Regions from separate parts of the Homo sapiens genome. Here region 1 is linked to region 2. A link is a loop called in an ENCODE intact Hi-C map of the cell type or tissue named here. Cell type or tissue: lower leg skin. All regions are shown on one strand. Region 1 has its middle 77 kb from the start of LINC00477. Region 2 has its middle 140 kb from the start of LINC00477.

Region 1 (5,000 bases), 60 kb before region 2:
CCATATAGAAGAGCAACACAAATACAAGTGAAGGCCTTTTTATAGCTTGCTAATGAGAGGCCGGGGCATTCTGCATAAACACATCCATCTAATTTCCCATGGCTTAGGAGGTTCAGTTCTCTATGCTTTCATGACTATTTATTGGGTCAATGGCATTTTGGCTATTGCTATTAATTGCTTTTTATTCCCCCCCAAAATTTTAGAAACTCCTTTATTAGTATATCTTATTTATTTGTGAAATACTGGCACAAATAAATTCAGAGGCTGACATATCTCTTCATCTGTCACTTTGGTTTTTTTGCCTTTAATGCCATGGTCATTTTTATGTTCATAGAAGCTTCATCACTTTCACCCCTAAAGCAACTGGGAGACTACTATGGAGGAAAAAAAGGTAGGAGAGAAAAAGATGAAGCAAAGAGAGTGAGTATAGCAGAAGTCCAGCATAAAATGTAATGGGTCTCAAAGTGGGCACTTGGCTCTTACTATCTTCGGAACACTTTAAACCAAAGGATTTGCTTTTGTAGAATTTTAGAATTGAATGTAACCTTACAGATAATATAGTTCATAGGCTTCATTTTAAAAATAAGGAAAGAATAGAAAGGTTAAATGACATGCTCATGGTCACACAAATAGTGGCATTGTCTACTGACTGGCCATCACGCTGCTACTTATCTTTATTTTTAGGATGAGCAAAGTAGGTCATTTGCCTCTGAGATTTGGTGTAAAGGCTAAGATCATCAGGTGCCTCAATTTTGGCCAATGAATGGGCAATTTCCGAACTTTCTTTTCCTCATTCCCTGTATTTGACACTGTTGACACCTCATTCTTTCTTGAAATTCTCTGTTCTTTCTGTTTCTGTGGCTGCATGGTCCCTGTTCTCCTTTTAGTCTGAGCTTTATTATTTATTTCCTTCAGGGGACCTCTTTATGTTTTCACTCCTTAACACTGAGCCTCCAGAGGTCTGCCCTTAGCCCACTGTTCTTTGCCCTCTTCACCTTCTCTTTGGACAATCTCAACATTTATTTAGTGATTATTATAGCCCCACACCATGCTAGGTGCCAGATAATGATAGACACAGCCCTGGACCACAGCGTGAATGATTCCATCCATTCTTGGGGTTTCAGCTGCTGCATATATTCTGAGGATTCTTCAGTCTATAGCTCTGTTGTGACTGATGCCCTGGGCTGCAGATGCACATCCCACTTGGATGTCTCACGGAAATCTCAAACCTGACATGCTTAACATGGACTTTATCCATTTTCTTTACCCCCAACCCCTTTTATGTCCAAGTTTGCCTTTCCTCTTGAGTTCTGTATCTCAGTGTCAAAGTCAACCAGTCCATCAGAAAGTTCAAAGCCAGCTTTGATTCTTATTCTTTCTTTCCCTTCCAGTGACTAATTCCTGGCCCCCTACCTTATTCCTGTTCTCTTTTACTCCTTTATTGTTCTTTGTCTGCAGTTTTTTCAGTAGGCTTCTCACTGAGCTTCTTTTCTCCAGGTTTGCTCCCCTTTCCACTGTCTTCCTGAAACCCACTCTGCACAGGGCTGCTAGAGTGATGGTCTAGACGCATGTGTAAATCTAACCCCATCAGTCTCTGCTTAAAACCCTTGCTTAGTTTCCCATATCCTACAGGGTAAAGTCCAAGCTCCTTAGCATGGAACTTGAGGCTGCTGCAACCTGGCCCTCCCTTGTGCAACCTTGCCTTCCACCCACCCTCAGGCTGCACTCCGATGACATCATACTTTGCCTTGGGTCAGTGTTTTCACTGATGCCATTTTCTCTGCCTGGTACATAGCATCTCAACTCATGGCTGGCTCTCCTGTATAACTTGGTAAAACTAAAAAAAAAATTATGGAAATTTTCAAATATTTACAGAAGGAGATGGAAAGGTATAAACAATTATTATATTCAATGTTAGATTTTGACATACTGTTTCATTTATCATCCTCTCCTTTAATTTTTTCTTTTGCTGTAGTATTTTAAAGCAAATTCAAGATACCATACAATTTCACCCCTCTTTCCATAGGTGTCTTCAAAAATATGGACATTTTCGTACATAACAATGTTATTTAAAGCCTAATGAAATTGACAGTAATTCCCTGAGATTATCTAATTCCCTGCACATAATGAAAATTTCTAAGTTGTTGCAAAAAAGTCTTTTTTACAGTTAGATTTTTAAAATAATGTTCCAAATAAGTACCACATATTAAACTTTGTTAAATCTATAATTCTTCTTTGAGGACAGTTCTCCTCTTTTATTAATGTCATTTACTTGTTGCAGAAAGTAGGTCAGTTGTCATATAGAGTGTTCCATAATCTGTATTTGTCTCCTTGTGGTGTCATTTAACTTGTTTCTCTATCTAGTATCTCTATCCTAGAACTATAAATTAGCTTTCGAGGTTTGATTAAATTCAGGTTCCATAGTCTATCCATCCATCTACCTACCTAATTATCTACTTATATACCTAATTTTTAGGATGTTAACATTGATCAGTGGGTTCAAGTGGTGACAGCCTCATTTGTCCCTCATCAGAGTCACCATCAATTGTTGAGGAACCAATGGTTTAATCCATTGATGATTATTGCCTAAATCAATTATTTCATTAAGGGTTGTAAAGAAGAATTTTATTTCATTCATTAAGACCATTTGGATACCATGGGCCGGGCGCGGTGGCTGATGCCTGTAATCCCAGCACTTTGGGAGGCCGAGGCGGGCGGATCACGAGGTCAGGAAATCGAGACCATCCTGGCTAACAAGGTGAAACCCCGTCTCTACTAAAAATACAAAAAATTAGCCGGGTGCAGTGGCGGGCGCCTGTAGTCCCAGCTACTTGGGAGGCTGAGGCAGGAGAATGGTGTGAACCCGGGAGGCGGAGCTTACAGTGAGCCGAGATCGCGCCACTGCACTCCAGCCTGGGCGACAGAGCGAGACTCCCGTCTCCAAAAAAAAAAAAAAAAAAAAAAGACCATTTGGATACCATGAAATACAGGTTGCATTGGAAAGGGAGGGGGAAAATGCTAGTTCTTTCTTTTTGATTATCTGTCTAAATTTTAATAGATTCTTCAAGGCTCTGATCAGCAGATTTTATCAGTAGGATGCCATTGTTAATCCTGCAGAGCCAAACTATAGCCACTCTCCCCTTGCATGAAATTCTATATTCACCCCTACCATCAGTCTCACGTTGTATTGAAAATATTAATTTTTAACTGTAAATTCATTTCACTGTGCATGATTGGACCTAAAGCAATGCTACTGAAGGCAATTCAGTAAAACACAAACTACCCCAAACAAGACTTTTCTTGTAATCATTATTGCATCTCTCTCTCTCTTTTTTTTTTTTTGTAAATTTATGTGCCTCTTGGAACATTTGTGTTCATTTTCGAATGTTTCAAAATTTATTTTTTTCTTTTTAATCTCTAGTTAATTGTCAGCCAGATTTGCTTGCTTCATGTATTTGTAATAGTTAAAAGTGGAAAATGTTTTAAAAGGGGACATTGCTAAATTATGGTATTCCAAGCAGTGGGATAATATGGAGACATTAAAAATAATATTTTTTAAAAATGTAACTATTGTCATGTAAAGATTTTGATGTTTTGTTGTGAAGTGATAAAAAAGATTACAAAAAGATGCTACTATCCTATTAATATTTTTTGGTCACACATAGGGGGTGTGGTCATGTTATTATTGCTGTTATTAATAGTATATCATGAGGAAAAGTTTTAAAGTCCATTTACAAGGCAAATATTGTCTGGAGTTACATTAGACTAAAAAATCTTAAATCCTATAAATATTCATAATGCGAGGTGTTCACAGTAGGGAAACTCTCAGAAGCCGTGGTTGGGGTTGCACTAGACTCATCTCCTGCAGTGATGCGCACACACACACACACACACGCACACACACACACACACACACACATACCAAGCCTTGGCCTTCCAGGCGTGGGAGTGGTAAACTCCTAAGCAAGGAAGCATGACATATGCTGTTAGGAGAGTGATTTACATACAAATTGATGGACTCATAGTGCGTATGGGTTTCAGAAGTTATGTAATAATTGCCCATAAAATTAAAAAAATTGCTTTTTGATCCACTTGGCTGGTTGATTGCCTCAGATGTAGGTGAAGTTAGCTGTGCAACAGTGGTGAGTTACTGTGAATAGTTTCTTGTTATCAGAGCACCTGTGTTTTCTCTGGGTGTGTTTACAAAGTTCAGATGATTATGTTTATCTATCTTATGGCTAAATATGGACATATTCAAAAGAAGTTCCGTATGAAAAGCATAACACATACTGGCTCTTATTTTTTTTCAATTGTTACATAATTCAGTAACATCTCAAGAAACCACCACCTTATTCTTGTTTTTAATTTCCATCACATCTCTTCTCTTACATTGATCGTTTTCTCCAACAAGCTCCCATGTCACTTTCCCTTTTGTTTCTGTGAGTTCTTCTTTGTTCCAGATACAACTCAAGGTTTTCCACATTATAAGCTTTCAGTCAAGTTCTGTTGAGCCCAATACTGATTTTACACAGATGTTGATCTAATTTAGCAGATTGAGCCATTATTTCTGAATCTTAAAAGAAAAAAATGAAACAAGAAAATTAGGCACAATAGGGCTGCCTGGCCTTTTCCAGATGTAGGCATAGGTTTATAACATGGTCAGATCTTAAACCTGTTTTTACTGATGCTACAAGTCAACCCAAAAATCTCCCAGAAAGAATCTGGTGTTTTAGTCTCTTTTTATCTGTTGTTGCTTCCTCTTCATGCAAAATTGCAAACCCCAGGATTGAGTAGTGATACTTTACATAGATATGGTATTTTTTTTCCTCACCTGCATCTCATCTTCAATGCGGCATGAAAAAACAAAAAAAGTGAGAGTAGCCAGGGTGGTTGGGAATATTGTAAGTGCACCTTGCTTAGATTAGCTTTAGGATCAGTGTGCTAGGTCCTTAATCCACTCATCAAGACAGATGTGAACTCAAAGGAAATAATGTTTTGTT
Region 2 (5,000 bases):
AGGAACAAATTTTGGGAAATTCCTATTTATAATAATACCCAGCTTCCTCATTGAGATTAGTGTTGTCATTAAGGAGACAAATATTGTGGTTGCGCATACTCATTTTACAGAGAGTGTGTCAAAAGAAAGGTAGTCTTAGGATTTGGTCTTAAAGATAGGTAGTAATTTTCATGGATGATAATACTTTCATAGATAATGTGTGGGGGCTAGGGAACACTTCAGGAGAGGATTTCAGTCACAGGAGTGGCATAAACATACACAAAGGACTGAGGGGCACAAGAGTCAATTTGGGCAATGTGGGAAAAGACTGGTGGATGAGTGTGATTTGATGGTTACCATGTGTTCACTTACTGTTAATTATATTTTAGAAGATGGTTCTTATTACTTCAAAAGTTAGAAAAGATCTAGAAGATTTTAAGTCAGATAACAGGATGTCATCTTCACATATATTAAATTCACTAATTTCTTGAAAAAATATTTACTACTATTATCTTCCAGGCCCTGTTTTGGGTCTGATGCTACAGCTGTAAATAAGCTGCACAAGGTTCCTGTTCTCAGAAAACTCACAGACAAAAGCAACACAAAGCGACATGAAAATGTCAACGAGCGGTAACTGCTCTGCAGAGAGTTAAAACAGGCTGATGTGATGAAGAGTGCCTTAATGGCCAGTGTAAAATAATAAGGACCTAGATATTTTGAAGATCATGGGGAGAACATATTAGGCAGAGAGAACAGTTAGTTCAGTATCCTCAAGGGAGAAACAAACTTGAGGTTATGGAGGAACAGAGAGAAGACTAATGTGGTTGGAGCATTGGCAAGGAGGAAAATAGTAAGAAGAGTTTGGAGAGTTGATAAGAGCGAGAACACAGAGTAAGGAATTAGAATTTTTTTTGTAAGTGTGCTGGTGAGCTGTTGGAGGTTTGTAAGAAGGGGTAAGGAGGTTGTAGACTGTGTAGTCTTCCCTCTGATTGCTTTGTGAATGATAAATTACAGGAAAGAGAGTAGAGGATCCAGTTAGGAAGTGATTGTAATAGTGTAGGAAGTTCTAGTTTGGACTTGGGGTGGTAGTTGTGATGGAGAGAAGTAGAGAATTAATTAAACCTAGGATGTGCTAATGAAATGGAAGCGGGGTGTAGCGGGGAGGAAATTAGGTACAGGCTGGTGGCATTTCCTGAGATGAGGAAGACTGAGGGAGGTGCAGGTTTGGATGGAATGTCAGGAGGTTTGTTTTGGACACATTAAGATGGAAATGCCTGTTAGACCTTCATGTGGAGAGGTCAAAGCAGCAATTGGATTGGTGAATCTTGAAATCAGGAGTGAGGTCTGGGCTGGAGATAATAATATAGGGGTATATTACTCCACATTATTCCAATAACGTAGTTAAAAAGGTCTACCCACAGTTAAAATGCACCTCAAAAAGATAAGCAAGCAAAAGTATCTGTTAATAGTGAAAACTTAAAAGTGAATAAGGTATAGAAATACCATAGTGCAACAGGAATTAAGGACACAACTAGTTTCCTCTTATTTATTAAGTGGTGGTAAAGCATCAGGAAAGCATTAAATTTTAGTATTTAATACCAAGAAGTCCCCTGTAGTTCAAATACTTGTCTCCTCTACAACACCGTGGGTAATATCTTTCCTGGAGAGGCCTGAATGCTCGGTATTGCCAGGGCTTATTGTTGCCTTCCAAGGTGAGCAATTCCAGGTTTATAATAAGTTCTTCCTTTTTGTGAATGGATATTTTTTTCAGCAGTAGTTTTTCTCTCCATTTTCACCCGATGCTACAATTTGAGATTTAGAAAATCCAATCCTCACTCCTTATAAGAATCTCTCATTTACTGTGAGATGGTTATTGTGCCTTTCAGGATTTTTAGGTTAAATATACCTAGTACTTTTAGTTGCATCTCATATGACATGTCTTTCAGTTGCCTTGCACTTGTTTTGTTTTTGTTTGTTTTTGAGACAGAGTCTCATTCTGTCACCCAGCCCATGCTGGAGTGCAACCTCTGCCCCTCGGGTTCAAGCAATTCTCCTGTCTTAGCCTCCCAAGTAGCTGGGACTACAGGCACATGCCACCAATGCCCAGCTAATTTTTGTGTTTTTAGTAGAGATAGGGTTTCACCATGTTGTTCAGGCTGGTCTCGAACTCATGACCTCAGATGATCTACCCGCCTTGGCCACCCAAAGTGCTGGAAATACAGGAGTGAGCCACCACGCCCGGCCACACTTAAGAACAATTTGTCCGCATCCCTCTCCAAGCATGGCACCTTGGGTTTCCCACAGTGTTGTGGGCGTGCTCCAATGAGACTGAGTAGAGGTGGCTGTGGCTCCCATTTGCCCATACTTCTGTTGATGGGAAGCAATACAAGACCTCTCTGCTTTTTATTTTTTCATAAAATCTTTGATTTTACAATAGTTTTATAGAAAAGTTGCGAAGATAGTATAGACAGTTACTATTTACCCTGTATCCAGCTATCATTGTTGTTAACATATTATGTTGTTATAGTTTGTTTGGCACAACAAATGCACAAACATTGGTACAATGCTACTAAGTCAACTCTACTTTATTTAGATGTCTTTAGTTTTTTTTCCGTAGTGTCATTTTTCTGTTCCAGAGTCCCATCCAAGCTACTGTATTACTTTTAGTTGTCATGTCTCATTAGCTTCCTCTGGATTGTGACAGTTTCTCAGATTTTCCTTGTTTTTCGTGACCTTGACAGTCAGGTATTTTTAGAATGTCCCTCAGTCTGTGCTTGTCTGATGTTTTCCTCATGGATGGATGGGGCTTGTGGGGTTGGGAGAGGAAGGTCACAAAGCTGAAGTGCCGTTTTCATCACATCATACCAAGGGCACACGCTGTCAACATGGCTTATTGCTGATGACACTAACCTTTTTCACCTGGCCAAGGTTTCTCTAGTGTAAAGTTACTCTGTTCTCCCTTTCCATACTGTTTGTTCTCGTTGGAAGAGCAGCCCCTGCTCAAGAGGAGGGGAGTTAAACTCCACCTTCTTGACTGGGGAGTATTTACAAGAATTGTTTGGAATTGTGTAGTGGAGATTAGTCTCTTCTCTCCCAGTTATGATCAATTCAATCACTAATTTCTATCAATATGGACTCATGGATATTTGTTTGATCCTTGGATTATGATACAAGAGTATGCTATTTATTTTGTTGCCCAAATTGTTTCAGCTTTGGCCATTGGGAGCTCCTTCAGGTTGGCTTCTGCGTCCCACTGATATACCTCCATTATTTTGTTTCCCTCTGTGTTTTTTCACTCTGTGCTGCTGCTCACTCATGAATCTCCCATCTTATAGTGTGCTATTGTTTTTTGGGGGGAATTGTTGATATAAAACATATATTATGTTTATCCTTATTACATTTCGGCTTCTTAGACTCTCCCATTACTATCACCTCTTGCCTGCTCTGTGGCAATGACCTCTTACCTGGTTTCTGAAATTCCATTCTAATCACCCCCACTTGCACTATAGAGTCAGTCCTCTGAACAGTAGCCAGAATGATTTTTCTAAACAAATCAGTCATGTCACTCTTCCCCATGTTGGTGCATGAAGCTTCTATGGCCCAGTTCTTGCTCATCTCTCTGATCTCATCTCTTAAGATTTGCATCCCTCCCTCAGTGTATTTTAGCCATATGCTGATTTTTTCTGTTCCTTACAAATACTAAACTTGTCCACATGGGGCCTTTCAAACATTGGGCCTCTCTGCTGGGAATATTCTTCCTTCTTACCTTCAAATGGCTGAATTTTCCTTGGTGTTTCTGATCTTAGCTCAAATAACAGCTTGTCAGGAGGCATTTTTTTGCCACCCAATCTAGGGTAGTCTCAGTCTCTCCCTGTCATATTACCATGTTTTGTTTTCTTTATAGCAATCATCATCATGGGATGATTATTTTTCTTAATAATTTATTAGTCATTTGTTATCTGCCTGCTCTCACCATTAGAATATATGTAGGTAGGGTCTTATCTCTCTTGTTCATAGCTGTGTCTTCAGTGCCTAAAGCAGTTACTAGCACATAGGAGATTGCAATAAATATTTGTTAAATGCTGGTTGCAAAAGGCCTCATGATTTCTTCTGAGTAGCACTTATCTCTGAGGTTTCCATAATGTGTTGGCCCTTGTGTCGTTATACCTTGGTTATTTCATGCTATTGTCTTTTACAGGATTGTATAGTACAATTATCCTTCAGATTATATGTTCTGTCTGTCATAGTAAATTTCCTCCATAGAGAGAGAATAAAGCTAACCCTGTTCCCATCAATACTTGCTTCTATCCTGTAAATATGTCCAATGTCCAAGCCCTCCCTGTATGTCTCATTCCATTGCACATCACCAGGTCAGACACTGTGGAATCCTAAACTGTGAGAGTTGAAGGCAGAGCTTGCAGGCACCAAAATTTTTCTTACAAACTAATATCAATTAAGATAGCAGCTCTCTATGAATATGACTGTTACACATTTCATGATCTTGCCTATTTATGCCATTATCCAGTCCATAGCTCTGTCTTGATCACAACAAAATCAGTGCTATGTCAGTATCCTAACCAAGCTAAGATATAATAAAATTATGTATTCCTTGCGTTACCTGTTTAACCTATTCTGGACTCCTTATTATCTCTATTTCCTGGTCTTAGTATTCAAAAGTCATCTGTCTAATAATCCACTTTAGACTCTATCTTTGAATCTATATGAAACTCATAGTCTGTCACAATGAAATTTATCCTTTCCCTTTTACCTCCTTTTTTTGCTCTCTTTCAACTGATACACAGTCACATAATTTTAATAAAATTAGAGAGGTTCTCAAACAAGCATAATGTTTTAACGTGTTAAGGAGTGTGCATTCATTAGACATGTCTGATACCATGCAAATTTGACCATCATGTAGCTTACATGAGCTATATAGCACTTTATAGTCACTATAAAATCACTAACTGACAATTCTCGTTTAACTTGAAATGACTTATTGTTTTAACTAACTTACTTGTAAG

What was found. Peaks named below come from ENCODE experiments on the same cell type or tissue, not always from the same donor. Only the 100,000 strongest peaks of a DNase experiment are listed, where the experiment ranks them.
Region 1: it touches region 2 in a loop (6-fold over the local background); 1 of 110 quality-filtered maps calls a loop at or near these places.

What each region holds. Positions count from the first base shown.
Region 1 is chr12:24,504,749-24,509,748 of GRCh38, reverse strand. It overlaps a transcript of SOX5 not described here. Among named protein-coding and RNA genes, the nearest start is that of LINC00477, 77 kb to the left of the region's middle. In lower leg skin, no CTCF peak of the experiment used is centred here; no DNase peak of the experiment used is centred here.
Region 2 is chr12:24,445,122-24,450,121 of GRCh38, reverse strand. It overlaps a transcript of SOX5 not described here. Among named protein-coding and RNA genes, the nearest start is that of LINC00477, 140 kb to the left of the region's middle. In lower leg skin, no CTCF peak of the experiment used is centred here; a DNase peak (open chromatin) is centred at 2,241.